Regions from separate parts of the Homo sapiens genome. Here region 1 is linked to region 2. A link is a contact called in ENCODE Hi-C or POLR2A ChIA-PET data. All regions are on one chromosome and are shown on one strand. Each heading gives the region's core, a stretch centred on a gene start or an enhancer-like site at or near the end of the contact. The rest is flanking DNA. Distances are from core to core; before and after follow the strand shown.

Region 1 (3,743 bases), core at 448-2,947, 110 kb before region 2:
CCTCAAAACACCGGGGGTGGGTGAGGGGGACTATATCGATGGCAGGGTCCTGGTGCAATCTGGCTCTGCCCTGCATCCGGTCGGCCATTTTAGAAATAAGGCATGTCAACCCCCCAGAGGAAGGATCCTCAGATGATGGAAACAGACAAAAAGGACAAGACAAGACACATTCATAAGCAGTATCTACACAGTACCAAGCCCTGCACTTAGCCTCGTGGGGGATGCAAAGATGAAATGGATGAGAATGTGGAATCTTTAATACCAGATGAACAGTGACAAACGCTCTACAGGTGACGAAATGCTAAAGGAGGGGTTACAGGTGGCAGGAACCACAGAGATTTCAGCGAGGAGACTGCATTTGTGCTAGTCTTGGCAGGAGGGTAGGAATCCGGCAGGCTGAGATGCGAGCATGGACACTGCAGACAGAGAAAAGCCGGGAGCCCCCAGATCAGGTCACTTCCCTGCTTAGCACACTTCAGTGTTTTCCCAGCTCACGTAGAATAAAATCCGAACTCCTCTTCATGTTCTGCCCAGACCTCGATCCAGGCCCTGCATCCCTCTCTTTCCCCTTGCTCAATTCAGGCACTCTGGGAACCTTTCCACTTGCTATTCTCTATTACTCGGCTTCACGCTAGAGTAACTCCTAGTCAGTCCTCGGGTCTCCGCTGACTTGCAATGCCTCGGAGAGGCCTTCCCAGTCCGCCTGCCATGGAAGCTCGGGGACCTGCCTTTTTTCCTCTGTCAGCAGACTGATTCCCTCTAAGCGCACATAGCAATGTGTACCGGGCTTTCTCTGTTTTGCGTGTGTAATGTCTGTCTTCCTCTCTAGAAGTAGTTCCAAGATCCGGGCTTTGCCCATCGTGTTCTCCGGCCAAGGCAGATGGAGGGGCTCGATAAAAATTGTGGAATGAATGAATGGAGTGAGTCAGTGATTGGCTGTGAGTTGAGGCCCTGGCGAGGACAGGACTGAGTGTGCTTGGAAATAGTTTATCGTGGCGAGAGCTTCGAAATCACCGCAGGCAGGTAGAGAGGAGGTGGGTACAGGGCGGGAGGACCTTGAAGGGAGCCTCGGGTTCTGATTCATTCCCCCAGTAGGCACTGCATTGCAGGCGCCAGGCCAGGTGCTGGGGGCCGGGGACAAGCTAACCTCAGTGAGGCTGTGTCGCCGCGCCACCGTGGCTTCCCTGTGTCCAGAGCCAAAGCAACGAGCAGGGGCTAGAGGAAAGGAGACTGTGCCGACATCAGCCCCTGCGCTTCCCCAGCGGTCCCGGTACCCGCGACCGAGGGTCGGGTTCGGGCGTCGCCTAGGCATCCAGGCTCCCAGGGCCGGGAACGCGACCCGAGAGACCGCCGGGGACGGCCCCGCCGCCGCTGCGCCCCTGCCTCAGGGTAACAGGTCCCGACCGGCCGCGCCCACACTCACCCTGCGCCGCCTGGCGAGCTGAGCGTGGCCTCCACAGCCGCCGGGTCGCCTTCCACGGCCGCCGCAAGGAAAACAGCTTCCGGCTCTTCTGGCCTCCCTTCTCAGTGGCGCCCATCGGTGCGCCGCGCCCTCCCCCGCCGCGGTCGCCCGAGCCGAGCGCCACCGCTCGCCGCCGCCGCCGCGCGTCTGCCAGGTGCCGGGCCGCTGCTGGGAGATGCGCGCCGGGGGCGGAGCTTGGGGCCGGGAGCCGTGGCTGGCGCCGACAGGGGAGGCTGCCCGGCTCCGCCCACACGGCGGCGCCTGGCGCCCGAGGCGTGCGGGTGCGCGCGGGCCCGCGCCGCTCACTCGGGGGGCACCGTTAGCACCCTTTATTAACACAGGAGTCCTAGGGGGCTCTCACCCGTTTTATCTCCCTGTTACAAACCATACACTCCACACTCCGAGAGGGTAAGGCATCTGCCCACAATCACACAGCGCTAAAGAAATTCCAGAGCCCTAGACTCTGACGATGTTTACTCACACCGTGCTACCGCCTCAAAATGAAACATCACGTTAGAACGTGGTTTTAGTTCTGACAGATATTCCTGTTTTCCTAATACAAGAGATTACTAGTCACCCACATGATTTTTTAAGAACTTGTTCTATGTCCAGTTACTTTTACACACATTTCATGAAACCTCATTGCAACCCCGTGGTGTGGGAGGCGTTTCCCATTTTCCAGATGAGGAAACTGAGATGGCAGAAGTGAGGCTCCCTCACCCCATCCCCATGCCATCACTGGTCTCTGTTGAGATTTTGCTTGGAATTGGGAGAGACTGAGAGGAAGATCAAAACCAATGCCCTTGAACACGACCTGGCTGCAATAATAATAGCTAATATTTATAGAATGCTTTTTATGTGGCAGATTTTACATACATCATCTTATTTAACCCCTCCAGTAATACTCGTGGGGCAGAAACAATCTCCAAACTCAACAGATAGGGAAACCGAGCGTCAGAGAGTACAGGTTAGATATCTAAAACCTCAGTAAAAAGGTTTTATGTTAGGTCAAATTATGAAATTGCCATTTTTGTAGGCCCAAATAATATCAGACAAGAGCTTCTATCGGTGACCAAAATTAAAATCACCAGTGGAGATCGGACACGGTGTCTCACGCCTGTAGTCCCAGCACTTCAGGCGGCTGAGGCAGTCGGATCACTTGAGCCCAGGAGTTCAAGAGCAGCCTGCACAACAAAGCAAAAACCCGTCTCTACCAAAAATGCATACACACACACACACACACACACACACACACACAGACACAAATTAGCCAGGCATGGTGGCACACACCTTCAGTCCCAGCTACTCAGGAGGCTGAGGTGGGAGAATCACCTGTGCCCAGCGAGTTAGAGGCCGCAGTGAGCCGAGAAGGTGCCACTGCACTCCAGCCTGGCTGACAGAGTCACGTTATCTAAAAAAAAAAAAAAAAAAAAAAAAAAAAAAATCACCAGTGGAGACAGGTGAAAATCGAATGCCTGCAGATGTGATATGCTGAGAAAGACACATCATCTATGGAGTATTCTGGCCAAACATGCACAGCATGAAGCTAATCATGGGGAAACATCAGATAAACCCAAAATGAGGAATCCACTATTAAAAGGAGCAGGGAAGTGCTGTATTCTTCAAAAGTATCAATGTCATAAAATAAGAAGAAAAGCTATGGAGATATTCTAGATTCAAGGTGACTGGGCTGGATGCAGTGGCTCACACCTGTAATCCCAGCACTTTGGAAGGCCGAGGCAGATGAATCACCTGAGGTCAGGAGTTCCAGACCCAACATGGCGAAACCCCGTCTCTACTAAAAATACAAAAATTAGCTGGGCATGGTGGCGTGCACCTGTAATCCCAGCTACTCGGGAGGCTGAGGCAGGAGAATCACTTGGACCTGGGAGGCGGAGGTTACAGTGAGCCAAGATTGCGCCATTGCACTCCAGCCTGGGAGACAGACCAAGACTCCATCTCAAAAAAAAAAAAAAAAAAAGGTGACAGAAGAGACATTGCAGCTAAATACAATACCACCTGACTCTAGACTGGACACTGTTTTGTAGTTTTTTGTTTTTGTTTTTTAAGGCTCTAAAGCACATTACTGAGTTAATTTTACAAAAATGTGTATATATATATATATATATGTAGCAGATTAGAGAAAAATGTTTATCAATAAAAAACTTGCTGACATTAATAACTACACTGCGATTATGTAAGAAAATATCCCTATTTTAAGAAAACACACACTGAAGCCCCACACGGTGGCTTCGCCTGTAATCCCAGCACTTTTGGAGGC
Region 2 (3,734 bases), core at 544-3,043:
GACTCCATGCCCCTACCATGAAGAAGCCCAACCTAAACACAAAACCATTAGGATGAGAGCCAGCCTTCCCCCTCAGGCCGCTCTCCCCTCAAACCGCAGCATTTCAAGAATAAAATGCATGTGAATGTATTAAAATCAAAATAGGCGCACTTGAGGTAACAATACCCACAACAGAAAACTCAAGTGCAATCTGGTACACATAATTCTTCCTTTTGAGACATGGGGGTGGGGGAAGAGTTTCCTGTAAAAGTCCGCTTTTTCAATCTGCTTAAGAGATAAGGAATACAATTCTGGAGATACTTCTTAATTCCTTGCTTTTAAGCTTTCCTTTTGTTTTCTGGTACTGTCCTCCACCTTCCTTTTCAAGCCAGTCTGTGCTTCTGAAATGCAGATCTCCGGATAATTAGTCCATGATGGGCAATAACCAGCCCGGACATCCTTGAGAAGTACATCGACAGTAAAGGACCCCTGCTGGGAAGAACAACTTTTCATAAAGGAGTTGCTAATTACCAGCATCTCCATCCCAGAAGGGTTAAGAGCCTCGCAGCAGCACAACCGCTACCTCTCGCCTTTTAACGCCAATTCTTTCGGAACTGGTGTGAACGTGGAGTGGGAGGAGAGGGGGAAAGGGACGCACTCAACCCCGTCAGACTAAGAAATCAGGCGATCTATATATCCCCAAGTTCACCACGCCAGCCAAAGGAGGCATCTCATGCCAAGGGAGGCAGCTCAAGAAGCCATTTCCAGGAAAGCTGCATTACAAAATGTAATTTATCAGAACGAGTCTCCTCCGAGTCTCCTGACGGCCAGGCCCGGCGGCTTCGGGAGGGGGGGGAGTTGCTGGGGAGAGTTTACCTTAGAAGGCGACAACGAACAGACAGGCCTTTCAAAGCCACCCAGGGCTCTGCCCCGAGGCCCGAGGCTGCGTGGAGGGGCTGGAGAGGCGCGAGGCTGCGAGCCCCCCGGCGCCACAGGTTCCCCGGCGCGCGGCCCCGCCCGACTGCCACAGGTGGGCGGCGCTCCGCCTCTGGGCTCCCGCGGGAGGGGGCGCGCGGCTCTCTAGGGACTCGGGGGAGGGGGCCAGGGCTAAGGGGTACGGGGACGGCTCTGCCTTAAGGAGGGCAGCGTGAGACGGAAGCTCCGGGTTTTCCCTGCCTAGTTCTCGTTCCCTCGGCCGGGTGGCTCGGGCTATTCCTCGCGACAGGAGGAGCGGTGGAGAGGAGCCGTGGGCACCTCCCACCGGCCGCCCCTGGAGCCTCGGCCTCCTCCCCAGGCGCGGTTAAGCCGCGCGGCCGCCAGCTGCATGCGCCCCGGCACGTACGAGCCTGCACGACCACACGCGGGCGGGGGAAGGGCGCCGTGATCCGGGAGCCCCAGTCCCTCCAGGGCCTCACCCCAGCCCAACGCGGCTCGCCCCCGGCCCTCGTCCCCGCAGCCCCTCACCGGTGCTGGCCTTGATGTTCTCCCGCAAGAAGTGGCCGCTGGAGAGATGCTGGAGACCAAAGTTCTGGGCGATCCTCTGGCACACGGTGCCCTTGCCCGAGCCGGGCGGCCCGAGGATGACCGCGCGCAGGAGTTTGGAAGCCATTGCCTTCGCGAGGAGGGGGGCGGTCAAACGCGCAGCCCCGACCGCGGCCCCGGAGGAAGCCCCGGGAACTTTGTTTCTCGGCCCCCTACCTCTGGCACCCTCCGCTCTCACTGGGACTCGCCGGCCGCCCCTACAGGGGGAAGGAGAGACTTTTAAGACAACCCCTCCCCTCAGCCCAGCGCCGGGACCGAGTAGCAGGCGGACTGAGCGCCACGCTACACCTCCCCGCCCTTCTCCACCTCCTCGCCCTCCTCCACCTCCTCGCCCCCACGCAAAGCTGCTGAAGCGCGCCGTGCCCCGCCCTGCCGACTCGGCCTCCAGGGGTCAGAGGTCGGCCCGGCCAGTCCCACCTTCATCCTTAACTCCAGCTCGCTCCCCACGCCGCGTCCGAGAAGGGGGCCGGGCGGCCAGGCATCCCCAAGCCAGTCTCCGCCGAGCCGGGGAAGCTGGCACAAGCGGGGGTGACTCAAAGCCAGCCCCCGCCGCCCCACGCACCGGGCGGCCTAGGGGCTGAGCCCCTGCCCGGTCCTCGCACGTGGGCAACGTGTGGTCTGCGTCTCGTCCCCTCCCCGGCGGCTGTCACATCCCCCGGAGTCTCAGCTGCCGCCGCTGCCCGCCGCCCGCGCGCGCTCGGAGGGGCCCACCTCCGCCCGGGGTTGGCGGATGCGCTCCCCGGCCATGGGGCGCGCGACGAGCCCGAGCCCCGCGCCTCGCCACCAAAAGCAATCAAATAAACACACACCTTGGCTGGAGGCAGCACTCCGAGAGGCTTCCAGCCCGGATCCTGCAGGGCGGCGCCGCCTCCGCCCGCCCAGTCGCGGAGCCCCGGCCGGCCGCGCGGGACTCGCGCCTTACGTAAGCCCGGGAGACCGGCTCCGCGCGAGCCGCTGGCCGCCGCCCCCTCCCCTCCACTCCACTCCACTCCCACCCAGCCTGCCTGGCCCACGTGCTCCCTGCGACCCAGCGAGGGCTGCGGGGGCGAAGCGAGGTGCAGACCACGCGAGGTAGAGAAACCCCTTTTTTTCTTTCGCGGTCGCCTGGGGACCGCGGTCTACTGCAAGGGAAGGGAAAAATACAACTTGTTGAGCGCCTACTGTGCGCCAAGTTTGCGGCTAGGTGATTTCATTGTGTTTACAGCCGAGGAATGGAGCGTGACCATTCATTCATTGATTCATTCTGCAAATGTTTATTGAGTGCCTACTGTGTGCCAGAAACTATTCTAGGCGCTTAGGATCTAGCCGTGAACAACAGATCGAATCCTGCTCTCAAGAAATTGCGTCCTAGCGGGAGGCTGGAACCCAAGACTGACTGACTCCAAAGTCTAGGCGCCTTAGGGAACAGGGAAGAAGGGGATGTCCCTCACCTGTGTTCAGGACCTTCTTGGTAAATGATTCCAGGACTTCCATGCGCATTATGCTGGTGCTGCACCTATAACTCACCAAGTCCAAATGGAGTCTGTCTTCCCCCACTCCACCCTCCCCTGCATATCCCAATCCACATTCTGTTAGATCTGTGCCCACCTTACACACAGCCTTTAATTTCCCACCCCAACTAGTGGGATAAGTGCCCATAAGACTCCAGTTTCTGTGCCATTCCATTTTCCGTGCAGCTGCCAGGAATACTGATAAAGTGAAAATCAATATTTATTATTTCCCGGCCTCAGATATTGTCTTCCCTTCAGGATAAAGTGAAAAATCTTCAGCAGGGGCGCAGAGATGCCTTCCGTACACCTTTGCATTCTGCAGGCCCCCTCCTCTGCCTTCCTTCCACAGGCCACCTGCCTTCAGGAAATCTGTTGCAGAGTTCCCAGCACCAATACCCAGGACTCAGAGAAGGTGAGGGACACAAGTAGTGGGATGGTGTGGAGAAGAACCCCCTCTCAGCTCTTTGATTGGGGTTGGTGGAGGGCAGGGCCTGGCATAGTTTCCTGACACCCAGCGCCTCTCCCCACTGCTTACTCCACGCACAAAATTGGCCAGACAGCACACCCAGGCCACCAGCCCCAGGCCAGCATTTGTTCCATAGACTGATCTCCCTCTAAAATGTCTCAGTGTGGCCGGGCGCTGTGGCTCACACCCGTAATCCCAGCACTTTGGGAGGCCAAGGCAGACGGATCACTTGAGGCCAGGAGTATGAGACCAGCCTG

The links. Hi-C counts contacts between places; a loop is a spot of excess contacts on that map. ChIA-PET counts read pairs that join two places held with the same protein, here RNA polymerase II (POLR2A). Pooled maps may share reads with other maps.
Region 1: a map of naive thymus-derived CD4-positive, alpha-beta T cell shows a loop between it and region 2 (9-fold over the local background). The contact joins the enhancer-like site here to the promoter of AK4 in region 2. A Hi-C loop is called at or near these places in 2 of 168 maps with a recorded cell type or tissue (naive thymus-derived CD4-positive, alpha-beta T cell and sigmoid colon), 6 of 37 single-sample maps with no recorded cell type and 15 of 50 pooled maps. POLR2A ChIA-PET finds 5 or more read pairs at or near these places in 2 of 52 experiments (WTC11 and activated naive CD4-positive, alpha-beta T cell).

Annotation. Positions count from the first base shown.
Region 1 is chr1:65,252,330-65,256,072 of GRCh38, reverse strand. No RefSeq gene overlaps it. Among named protein-coding and RNA genes, the nearest start is that of DNAJC6-AS1, 55 kb to the left of the region's middle. RefSeq lists silencers at 1,324-1,393, 1,484-1,983. Within about 2 kb of position 1,697, at least 14 of the 41 ENCODE cell types and tissues checked have a DNase peak (open chromatin) inside an H3K27ac peak, as active enhancers do.
Region 2 is chr1:65,146,262-65,149,995 of GRCh38, reverse strand. It overlaps AK4 (adenylate kinase 4), which reads right to left and starts at 1,793. Exons shown (of 5, transcript NM_013410.4): 1 at 1,444-1,793. The coding sequence starts at 1,588. RefSeq lists enhancers at 1-544, 545-1,263 and silencers at 857-1,136, 1,197-1,496, 1,877-2,376, 2,387-2,626.